Linked DNA regions of Homo sapiens: all the other regions are linked to region 1. Evidence: chromatin contacts called from ENCODE Hi-C or POLR2A ChIA-PET data. All regions are on one chromosome and are shown on one strand. Each heading gives the region's core, a stretch centred on a gene start or an enhancer-like site at or near the end of the contact. The rest is flanking DNA. Distances are from core to core; before and after follow the strand shown. Region 1 holds the start of ZNF335 (zinc finger protein 335). Region 2 overlaps LOC105372631 (a long non-coding RNA gene). Region 3 holds the start of OCSTAMP (osteoclast stimulatory transmembrane protein).

The links. Hi-C counts contacts between places; a loop is a spot of excess contacts on that map. ChIA-PET counts read pairs that join two places held with the same protein, here RNA polymerase II (POLR2A). Pooled maps may share reads with other maps.
Region 2: a loop to region 1 is called in a pooled map, with 4 times the contacts of the local background. The contact joins the enhancer-like site here to the promoter of ZNF335 in region 1. A Hi-C loop is called at or near these places in 1 of 37 single-sample maps with no recorded cell type and 4 of 50 pooled maps. POLR2A ChIA-PET finds 5 or more read pairs at or near these places in 1 of 52 experiments (activated CD4-positive, alpha-beta T cell).
Region 3: a loop to region 1 is called in a pooled map, with 6 times the contacts of the local background. The contact joins the promoter of OCSTAMP here to the promoter of ZNF335 in region 1. A Hi-C loop is called at or near these places in 1 of 37 single-sample maps with no recorded cell type and 2 of 50 pooled maps.

The regions. Positions count from the first base shown.
Region 1 is chr20:45,970,251-45,973,764 of GRCh38, reverse strand. ZNF335 (zinc finger protein 335) reads left to right here and starts at 1,562. Exons shown (of 28, transcript NM_022095.4): 1 at 1,562-1,643; 2 at 2,305-2,555. The coding sequence starts at 2,355. RefSeq lists an enhancer at 941-1,160 and a silencer at 1,931-2,050.
Region 2 is chr20:45,431,270-45,435,122 of GRCh38, reverse strand. All of the region lies in intron 2 of LOC105372631 (a long non-coding RNA gene), which reads right to left. Among named protein-coding and RNA genes, the nearest start is that of MIR6812, 7.7 kb to the right of the region's middle. Within about 2 kb of position 1,687, at least 13 of the 41 ENCODE cell types and tissues checked have a DNase peak (open chromatin) inside an H3K27ac peak, as active enhancers do.
Region 3 is chr20:46,548,657-46,552,688 of GRCh38, reverse strand. It overlaps OCSTAMP (osteoclast stimulatory transmembrane protein), which reads left to right and starts at 2,035. Exons shown (of 3, transcript NM_080721.3): 1 at 2,035-2,172. The coding sequence starts at 2,129.

The sequences.
Region 1 (3,514 bases), core at 313-2,812:
AATAGGTCTTCTCCTTAGGACTTTTTGTTTGTTTGTTTGAGACAAGAGTTTCCGCTGTTGTTCCCCAGGCTGGAAGGCAATGGCGTGATCTCGGCTCACCGCAACCTCTGCCTCCCGGGTTCAAGCTATTGTCCTGGCTCAGCCTCCTGAATAGCTGGGATTACGGCATGCGCCACCACGCCCAGCTGCTTTTGTATTTTTCGTACAGATGGGGTTTCTCCATGTTGATCAGGCTGGTCTCAAACTCCCAACCTCAGGTGATCCGCCCGACTCAGCTTCCCAAAGTGCTGAGATTACAGGCGTGAGCCACCGCGCCCAGCCTGCTTAGGAGTTTTTTTGAGATTTTTTTCCCCCAAAATTTGTATCTTTCAATTAAGGAAAATAGCCTATGGAACTACAGAGACTTAGGGACAAAAACCAGAGCGCCTTACTCCCTCTTGTGCTCTTCCACTGCAAACTGCTAAAAGTCTTAAAACAGAAGGTGACATTTCCGGAGGAAGGACATACCTTAAGGGCAGCTGACTTTTAATTAAAATTTTTTTTCTTTCTCCACTTTTAAAGGATAGGTAGTTGACTTGTATTTATTTATTTTTTGAAAGAGGGTCTCGCTCTGTCGCCCAGGCTGAAGTGCAGTGGTGTGATCACGGTTCGCTGCAGCCTCAACCTCCCAGACTCAAGCGATCCTCCCACCTCAGCCTCCCGAGCAACTGGGATTATAGGCACGCGCCACCATGCCTGGCTAATTTTTCTTTTTTTTCTTTTTTTTGTAGAGATGGGGTCTCGCTCTTTTGCCCAGGCTGGTTTGGAACTCCTGGGATCAAGCGATTCTCCTGCCTTGGCGTCCCAAAGTGTTGGAATTACAGGCGTGACTCACAGCGCCCGGCCTCAGCTCTATTAATGTTAACAAATATGTATACAAACCTAAGGGACAAGCATTAACTTCTTTCCATTTCCCCGACTCCTGCCATCCGTACTTAGCTCCTGAGTCCCTTTATTGGATGTGATTTTGGACCAGCCCTTCCCATACCCAGACCTCAGTTTCCCTATCTGTACAATAATTATACATTCCCTTCCCAACAAAACACATCAAACCTAACGGGCAGAGCTCGATTGGGTTGCAGCAGCGCGCTAAGTAATAAGTAATGAGTCAGGTAAAATGACTGACAACATGAATTCCTCTTTGGCCAAGCCAAAGTCGCCCGCGGCCACACGCTCTTCCGGGCTGTTGTAGGAGGGGCGCGGCCAAGCCACCGGGAGCCACGCCCCCCACTGGGAGCCACGCCCCAAGAGAGCGGGGCGCGCATTCGCCGCGCCCAACCCTGCGGCCTAGGGAAGGGACCAGAATGACGTCACAACCACTTCCTACGTAACACTCCGCCGAGATAAAGTAGTCCCCAAACCATAGTGGGCTCAGTGCCAAACACCGGGCGACGTATAAAGTCCCAGAGTCTGTTGAGACCCGATTATGGTTTTGAGGCCTCGGAGCGACCTTCCGGAACACTGAAAATGTGTCTTTCCCGGGGCCAGCGGGGGAAGTAGTTCCGGCCTACAATAGGCCGATGGGTTCCTCCGCAGCGGAGGAAAGAGGATGGCGACCTCGTCGATGCCGGAGTCAGAGAGGAACGTGGCTACGAAAGCCTCGGGTGAGCTTCGGGTAGAGTTAGGCGGCCCCACCGTACCCTGCCGTGGAGTGAGGTCACACTGCGGGGATACCCGGAGGCGAGGTCCCAGGCCGGCGGGGCTGTCCGAACAGGGCCCCGGGGTCCCAGGCCCTTTAGTCGCTCTCGCACTTGCCTGAGCGGAAACCCGGCGCCACCACAAGATGGCGTCGGGCCTGGAGCACAGGCAGCGCCGGGGACAGCCCCAAATCGCCAGGCCCCGAGACCGTCGCTGTCAGCCGCCTCCGCAGGGGAACCGGGGGGGAGCGAACCACTGACCCAGGGGGCCAGCGGGCTGTACCACCGGCCCTGCAACCCGGGGGGACGCGGGGGCCGAAGGGCTGAACCACTGGGCCCGGATGGGGCTCACAGAGCGGAACGCTCCACGAGAATCGTGGGGGCGAGGGAAAGGGTCAAGATTACCAGCCATTGACCACCCTCCCGGGAAGGGCCTTAGCCTGGGAAGCACAGCTTCTCCGTCAAGTTTTTCCCGAGCTCCCCTCGCAATACACCAGGAAGCTCCGCCCCGTCGGAGACTCAATCTTCGCATCTGCAAAATGGGCGCAGGGGTGCAAATGGGTGGCCGTGGTTGCCGGGGCTGGGGAGATGGCCCACTTGTTCCAGCCACGGTCACCTCTCTTCTCAGAGTGAAGTTCCCAGACCCTACGCCCCGCTGTCAGGCAGCCCGCCGATCAGATGGAGGAGAACGAGGTGGAGAGCAGCAGCGACGCGGCCCCTGGGCCTGGCCGGCCCGAGGAGCCCTCTGAGAGCGGCCTGGGTGTGGGCACCTCAGAAGCCGTGTCCGCCGACAGCAGCGACGCCGCGGCCGCCCCGGGGCAGGCAGAGGCCGATGACTCTGGCGTGGGGCAAAGCTCGGACCGCGGCAGCCGTTCTCAGGTATGGACCCGGCTGGACGGCGTGGGTGGAGGCAAGGACCGCGAGCAGCAGTGCCTGACAGCCAAGAGGAAACAAGGCTTGTTTGTAGCTAATACTTGGTGTTTCTGGTTTACTGTGAGCCAGGCACCAAGCCAAACCCCTAAAATGGATTTTCTCATTTGAGCTTCATACCTTCTAAGACACATACCATTTTTTCCCACATCTTATAGAAAAGGATGCCGAGGTACAGAGTGCAGACAGAGCCAGGATTCAAATCTAGGCTGTGGTCTTAGCTACTATACTACCCACAGTCCTCACACTTTGAGAGGCAGATGTCTAGGCCAGGAGTGGTAGCTCATCGCCTGTAATCCCAGCACTTTGGAAGGCTGAGGTGGGAGGATCACTTGAGCCCAGGAGTTGGAGACCAGCTTGGGCAAATAGCGAGACCTCATCTCTACAAAAAAAAAAAAAAAAACGCAAGTGCCCTGGGTTAAGACTGGGTCCTGCCTCCAGTTTACTGGGAGACCTCTTTGAGCCTCAGTATCCCGGCTAAAGTAAAGCAGAAATACTTGCTTTCAAGGGTGCTTGATTGTGAGCTCCCACCAGACATCCTCTTGCAAACATTTTGTAAACCATCTCCTCCTGGCTGTGCCACTTCCTAGCCGTGTGATCTTGAGCAAGCTACCCAACATCTAGCTCTGTTTCCTCGTCTGTAAAGTGGGAATGGTAAATATACCTGCCTCATAGAGTTTTTGTGAGGATGAAATGAATTAACATATGCAAAGCTAATAATTAAAACAGTGCTCAGCACATTGTAAGCACTCAGTAAGTATTAGCCATTCTTATATGCAAGATAATGGTCATATTCAGTATATCACGTGATAGAAGTACACAGCAGTGGTCATCACTTTGGGGTCCTGGGGTTTCATTAGTTCAGCAGAGATGGGGGCCTACCATGTGCTCAGCGTGTGCTGGGCCCT
Region 2 (3,853 bases), core at 438-2,937, 540 kb after region 1:
CACCTATTTAATCTCTTATGTTCTTTTTATGATTAAGAAAATAAAAAACCTTACAAATATTTTTGTACTATTTAAAATTAAGTTTTCATTTAAAACATAGACTTCTGGGTGTATTAGTCCATTCTCCCACTGCTATAAAGAACTACCTGACACCAGGAGTGGTGGCTCACGCCTGTAATCTCAGCGCTTTGGGAGGCCGAGGAGGGCAGATCACCTGAGGTCGGGTGTTCGAGACCAGCCTGACCAACATGGAAAAACCCCACATCTACTAAAAATACAAAATTAGCTGGGTGTGGTGGCACATGCCTGTAATCCCAGCTACTCTGGAGGCTGAAGCAAGAGAATCACTTGAGCCCGGGAGTTAGAGGTTGCAGTGAGCTGAGATCGCGCCATTACACTTCAGCCTGAGCAACAAGAGTGAAACTGTGTCTCAAAAAAAAACACAAAAAAACAAAACAAACAAACAAAAAATGGCCGGGTGCAGTGGCTCATGCCTGTAATCCCAGCACTTTGGGAGACCGGGGCGGGCGGATCACCTGAGGTCGGGAGTTCAAGATCAGCCTGACCAACATGGAGAAACCCTGTCTCTACTAAAAAAAAAAATACAAAACTAGCCAGGGTGGTGGTGCATGCCTGTAATCCCAGCTACTTGGGAGGGTGAGGCAGGAGAATCGCTTGAACCCGGGAGGCGGAGGTTGCGGTGAGCTGAGATCGCGCCATTGCACTCCAGCCTGGGCAACAACAGCAAAACTCCGTCTCAAAAAAAAAACAACTACCCGAGACTGGGTAATTTATAAAGAAGAGGTTTAATTGGCTCACGGTTCTGCCAGCTGTACAGGTAGCATAGCTGGGGAGGCCTCAAGAAACTTTCAATCATGGTGGAAGGCAAAGGGGAAGCAGACATGTCTTACATGGCAGGAGTGGGCGAAAGAGAGAGGGGGGAGGTGCCACACACTTTTAAACAACCAAGTATCATGAGATCTCACTATCAGGAGAACAGAAAGGGGGAAATCCACCCCCATGATCCAACCAGCTCCCACCAGGCCCCACCTCCAATATTGGGGATTACAATTTGACATGAGATTTGGGTGGCAACACAAATCCAAACCATATCACTGAGTAAAGTGCAGATGGCAGGATAGTTTCACAATAGAATGTTCATTCTCTGGTTTCTATTGAATTGGATAGGAGAAAAAAAAAAAACAGGTAAAAAAAAAAAAATCAGCAGCAGTAAACCACCATGGGAAACAGTAGAACCTCATTCCATAAACTTCAAAAAGCAGTAGCAACAGAAAAATATAGAATATCTTGATGTGTTTCGTCATGGTCCTATCCCCAACTGCTCTGTTCCAGAAGAGGTGCAGGAGAAAGAGGAAATAATACAAAAGTCCTGAAAATTCTCACCAGTTGTTCCAGTGAGTTGCCTACCAGGATCCATACTTAGTGGCACAAAACAACAACTCTTTTCTGATGCACGTGGATTCTGTAGGTCTGGAATTCAGGCGGGGCTTAGTTGGGGAATTCTTTTGCTCCTTGTGGCCATGTCTGAGGTCATTCTGTGGTACCCAGCTGGGCTGGGCTGGGCTGGAGGACCCAGGATGGCTTCAATCACATGTCTAGGGCCTTGGCAGAAAGGCTAAACTAAAAGGCTAAACTCAGCTGGAACTGTTGGCCGGTGTCCACTGCATGTGTTCTTTTCAGCAGTGGCCTCTGGGTAGTCAGACTTTTCACATGGACATCAGCATCACCCAGAGCCAGCATCCCAAGAGTGCAAGATGGAAGGACAGCCTTTTTTGACCTAGCCTCAGAAATCACACAGTATCTCTTCCACTGCATTCTACTGATCATGATGGAGTCGGCAAGGTCAGCCCAGATTCAAAAAGGGGATTGACCCCAATTCTCAATGGGACAAGTGCCAGAAAAATTGCAGACATGTTTTTAAACTGAGACAGATTAGTTAAAATTTTCCTATATGTAAAATATAACTTCCTCCAAGACCCGTCCCCACCTACCCCCACTGCCCTACTTCCCACTAAAAAAAAAAAAAAAAAAAAAAAAAAAAAAAATCTTGGCCAGATGCAGTGGTTCATGACTGTAATCCCAGCACTTTGGGAGACTGAGGTGGGAGGAACACTTGTATCCAGGAGTTCGAGACCAGCCTGGGCAACATAGCAAGACCCTATCTCTATAAAAAATAAAAAATTAGCCAATCACGGTGCCACAAACCTGTAGTAGTCCCAGCTACTCAAAAGGCTGAGGTGGGAGGATTGCTTGAGCCTGGAAAGTCAAAACTGCAGTGAGCCGTGATCACACCACTACACTCCAGCCTGGGTGACAGAGTGAGTTTGTCTTAAAACCAAACAAACAAACAAACAAACAAACAAACACCTCATCCTATTTTGACATCAAACTCAGCTCCAATTTCTGGAGCTTATCTACATCAAGTCCAGCTGCAAAGAGGCGTCTTGGGTTCTGTTCCGTGGGTAGAGTTTCTCTCCATCTGAAAACCTGTGAACTAAAGAGACATGTTTTCTGCCTCACATGCACCCAACCTGCAATGGCGAGATTGGCACAGGAAACCACTATGTTCACTACCGTTTTAAAAGGGGAAGTTCAGAGCAATCACTGAGCCCCGGCAATTCTGAAATTGAATTGTGCACCTGTTGCCAGAGGTTCTTGGCTCCACTCTGACTCACACTTCCTTTTCCATAAGAAATGGCTCTTGCTTGCAACTGAGTAGCCTTCTTGTCCTGTGTCTTAACAGAATACCTGAAACTGGGTAATTTATTAAAAACCAAATTTATTTCTTACAGTTCTGTAGGCTGGGAAGCCCAAGGTCAAGGGGATGCACCTGGTGAAAGCCTTCTTGTTGTGGGGACCCTCTGCAGAGTCCTGAGGCAGTTCAGGACATCACATGGTGAGGGGGCTGAGCATGCTAAACTATGTGTTTTCCTCTTATAAAGTCACCAGTCCCACTCCTATGATAATCCATTAATCCATTTATCTGTGAATGGATTAATCCATTCATGACCCAATCACCTCTTAAAGACCCCACCTCTCAGTACTGCCACATTAGGGATTAAATTTTAATATGAGTTTTGGGGAGGAGTGTTAGAGAACTGCATGCAAAAAGTCAAGATGCATCCCCAGAAAATTCAAGTCCCACCCAAGCTCTTGGGGTCTCCACAGAGATAAAAAGCCCACCAAGGTTTGCCATTCCCCAAGGCTCAAATTTCTAATTGGTTGGCTGATCCAAAGCTCCAGGGAAACTTTCTCAAAAATGGAATAACACGTCACTAGAGGAAGCCAACTGTGGTTCCAGGAATTTAAGAAAATCTCCAGAGAGCAGAGCCCAGGCTGCCCATCATAGTCAAGAGACATCTCCAATAGCATTCCTTTCTTCCCTCAACCCCATGACTTTAGGCTCCACAGAAGTGTATAGAGGCAAACTTCAGACTGCAATTTGGGGGGTAGGGATGGAAATAACAATAGATCTCAGATATGGTGAGAAGGAAACCAAAGAGAATATACTGACACCAATTAGAATAAGCGAAAGGACAGGGCAGAGTTGCCCAAACTGAGCCTGACGAAGATGAAGGGAAATGACAGAGTAGCTATGCACCATACTACATACAGTTATAAGGAAGAAAGAAAATAAAGCAGGGAGGGAGGGAAGAAAGGAAAAAAAGAAGAAAATTAAAAAGGAAAGGACGCTGGAGAAAAGAAACAGACACAGATAACTGAATTCAGCAGAAAATCTGATAAAAGGAAAAATTTATAGGAGGGCTTTCAGCTTAAAAAACAAAAACTTTAATAAAATAAGACATTAGGCTGGGTTCAGTGGTTCAGTGTT
Region 3 (4,032 bases), core at 786-3,285, 580 kb before region 1:
CTTGCCCAAGGTCACACAGCACAGTAAGTGGTAAAGCTGGCATTTGAGTTCAGGTCTGCTGCCTCCAGTCCAGGGCCCCTGCAGTTTGGGGGGAATAGCTAGACATCTCCTTGCAGCCAGACAGCTAACAGCAGGCCTGACTAAGGCCTCCTGCGGAAGGTGAAAATTGATGCTCCTCATGCTGGCTTTGGCCCATAGACCTGTTAAGATTGGTCTGCATGGTAGTCTTTCATTTAAAAAAAAAAAAGCTGACATTTACATTAAAAAGAGAATGACTGGCGTCTTTAGAAAAGCTGGAAAATCTGGTCATGGTGGGCCTCGTTTTCAAGGGGCTTTGACCCTCAACTGGAGATGAATAACAGCTGACCAGACAGGAGGGAGTGGGGGGGGCTACACTTTGTAGCTCACTGCTATTTGCATTCATCCTGCTTTGTTCATGAGCTAAGCAGCGTGGCCCCTGTGGGTACACAAGTTTGCTGCTGCTAGTCTGCCTCATGTACTTAGTTCTTTGCAGACCTGGTAGCTGGCCTAACATCCTGCAGGGGTGCACTGTCTGGGAAGTGTGTTAGGCCCTCTGAGGGTTCTGGCCACAGGTATTCCATTCAATCGCTGTGTAACTATAAGAACGTCACTTCCCCTATCCAGGCCGCAGGACATTCCCCTTCAGGCCTGAGAGTGACCCAGGCAACATGTCCTTATAAGGGAAAGTGGCTGTGCCCCTACTGGTCCATCCCACAGAGGGGGAGCCTGGGGGGCTCAGGGGAGGCCTGCTGGGAGTGATGGGGTACAGAGATGCTGGAGAGGTGTCTGCATTCCAGGTAGGAACTGGCTTTCAGGACAGCCTGAAAGCAGACCTGCAGGGCACTAACTGCAGAGGGTGTGCGTGGGGAATTTACATTATTGAGTACCTACTATTTGCAGTACCAGCTGTACTATGAAGTAATCACGAGGTCTGTGAATTATCCCCTCCACAGCAGCAGAGCCCAGTGGCTAACTGGTATACCCTGAAGCCAGCCCGCTGGTTAGAAATCACGGCAGTACCATTAATAGCTGAGTGGCGTGGTTGGCGACGTAGCTCTCTGAGTCTCAGTTTTCTGAGCTGAAGAATGAAAATAACATCTTTACCATAAAGGGATGTTCAAAGTAAGTGTTCAGTGAATTTGAAGAGAAATTGTTTAGAAGAATGCCTGATACATAGTAAGTGCTCAATAAATGTTAACTGTTATTTTCATTAACTATTTTTTTTTGAGACGGAGTCTCGCTCTGTGCCCAGGCTGGAGTGCAGTGACGTGATCTCAGCTCACTGCAACCTTGTCTCCTAGGTTCAAGTGATTCTCCTGCCTCAGCCTCCCGAGTATCTGGAACTACAGGTATGCACCACCACAAACCAGATAATTTTTGTATTTTTAGTAGAGACAGGGTTTCACCATGTTGGTCAGGCTGATCTCAAACTCCTGACCTCAGGTGATCCACCCCCCTCAGCCTCCCAGAGTGCTGGGATTACAGATGTGAGCCACTGTGCCCAGCCTCATTAAACTTTTTTTAAGGGGAGAAAACCAGCAGAGAGATATGAGGTCACCTGCCCAAGGTCTCATAGCTAGGGAGGGACAGAGCTGAGATTTGAAGCGAGGTACAAGTCAGGCTAAAGACAGGAAGGGGGCTGGGGAAGGAGACCAGAGCCACTGCTCCCAGTACTTGGCAGGGGTCTGATTATCACCTGTGAGTCCCAAGAGCAGGGATCAGGCTCCCCTTGGGGCACACAACTATGGAGTGGGAGGGAAAGGGAAGCTGTATGGTTTCTCTGTGCCTCAGTTTCCTTCTCTGTAAAATGGGGCTAATTCTACCTTCCTGCTACCAAGATTAGAGACATCGCTTGGAAAAGGCTGTCTTTTCCTCTTCCCACACCTTCCACCCGCTCTTGCTTGTGGGCAGAGGATGAGGCAGCTTGCCCAACCCTCTGGGAGGTGGGCCCCGAAAAGGGCGGGACAAGGCAGCCAGGAGAGCTTCATTAAAGAGTGGAAAAGCAGAAGTGGCAGGGATTCCCAAGTCCCAGCGATTCCCCCACTTCCTCTCCACCTGCCACAGCTGCCAGCGACCGCCCGCCTGAAACCACTGCCATTTGGACAGCATGCCAGGCCACCCAGGAGCAGCTGAGCAACTTGTCAAGACCGGGTAGGTCTGGGGACTTTGGACACTGAGGGCTACAGGTGAGAAAACAGTCAGCCATTGGGGGTGATGGATATGAACCCAAATCTTCAGCTCTGCCATTCCTTGGCTATGTGACCTTAGGCAAATCCTCAGTTCTCTGTGAGCCTCAGTTCCCCATCTGTGAAATGGAAGTAATAATGACATCTACAAGACTGTTGCCAGAATTGAATGAGAAAACACATGCTTAGTACTTGGCACCTGCTTGGCTCAGAGGAAGCACTCACTAAACAGCAGCTAGTTTCCTTGCCATTTTCAATACCCCGTGCAGGAATTGTCATCCAATATGACTTAGGACTGGCTTTCAATCCTTAAAATTGTTTTTATTATTAGCTATTATTCCAAAAGCTACTGTGTTCCAAATATTAATTATATAGTAGAAGGGGGTGTTTAGTCCCAAATTCAAATGCCTTCGGGAGCTGGGAAGGGGTTGCACCTGTGGAAGGCCACCTGGGTGTGCAGACGGACCCGTTCATTGATCAGCAGGATGCAGTCTGCAGGGCTGCTCCCCTGTCAAAGGTGGGTAGTGGATACTCAGCTCCAGCTACCTGTTGCAAAGGTGGGAGCTCTAACCCAGATCTTCTTATCTCTCAAGAAAAGCTGGAAACCCAGATTTTAATGTGAAACTTCCTTATTTCCAAATGGGGGCAGCTTACACACACACACACACACACAGAGTGGGCCACAATAAGGCACATTTGCATATGATTCAGCCTTTAGGGCTTCAAGGTTGTGACCTTCACTCCAGCCCCACAGGCCTCACTGCATCTCAGCTTCCCACTGTTCTGGTTCTCCCAACTCCCTATTTCCCGATGGTCAGAGCACAGGACCTTTGCACACGCTGTTCCTTCTGTCAGGGATGTCCAACTCCCTTCTTCACCCACAAACTGACACTTGTCCTTCCACCCCCAGCTGGAATGTCACCTCTTCCAGGGAGCCTTCCTGACTCCCAGGTAAAACTGGGTCACTCTCCATCTATCCCACCCCAGTCCAGGCCCAGGCATACTATGCTCAGAATTCTTTGTTAATGAACTTAAACTCTAATGGTCTATTTAAGTCTCCTCAATTAGACTGTGAACTCCTTTAGTGGGACCAGGACTTAATTCATCTTTGTGTCCACAGGGGTCAGCACAGAGCCTGGGCACAGAGGAGACTCGAGTGAAACATTTACATCGTTGACATAAGTATCATCAGAGTAACAAGTGGTGCAGTTTTATAGGATCCCTCTTCTGTGCCAGACCCTGTGTAAACTTCTTTACATGGATTATTTCATTTTATTGTCCCAGAAGCCCTGTGACAAAGGTTTCTGTATTAGTCAGGACTCATTGAGTTGCAAGTGACAGATTGATCTTACACTGCCTGTAGAAAAACAGACATCTCCTAGTGTGTGGTCCGGCATAGATTTCGGCTTCAGGCATTTCTGGATCCAGGTCCTCCAACAAGGCCACTGGGACTCTCTGTCTGTTTCCTAACACTGTTTTCCTTGTGTTGCCTTCATCCCAGGCCGACTCATACTACATGGTGGTCCCCAAGGCTTGAGGCATCTTCCTACCAGCTTAGCTCTCAAGGCAACAAAGGGCAGTTTTTTTGTCGTTGCAGCAAAATCCTGAGGAAAGCTCTATTGGTCCATCTCCGGTCAGGTGCAATCCCTGCACCAGTCACGGTGGCCAGGGGATCAGAGGTACTTGGATCAACTAGACCCAGTCACATGCTTATCCTTCAAGCTGTTGATGGTGGAGCAAGTCAGCAGCTTTGCCTGTAACCAACACAGTGACAGCCTCCCCACCACCCTCCCTGCCCTTTATAACCATATTCCCGTATAACCTT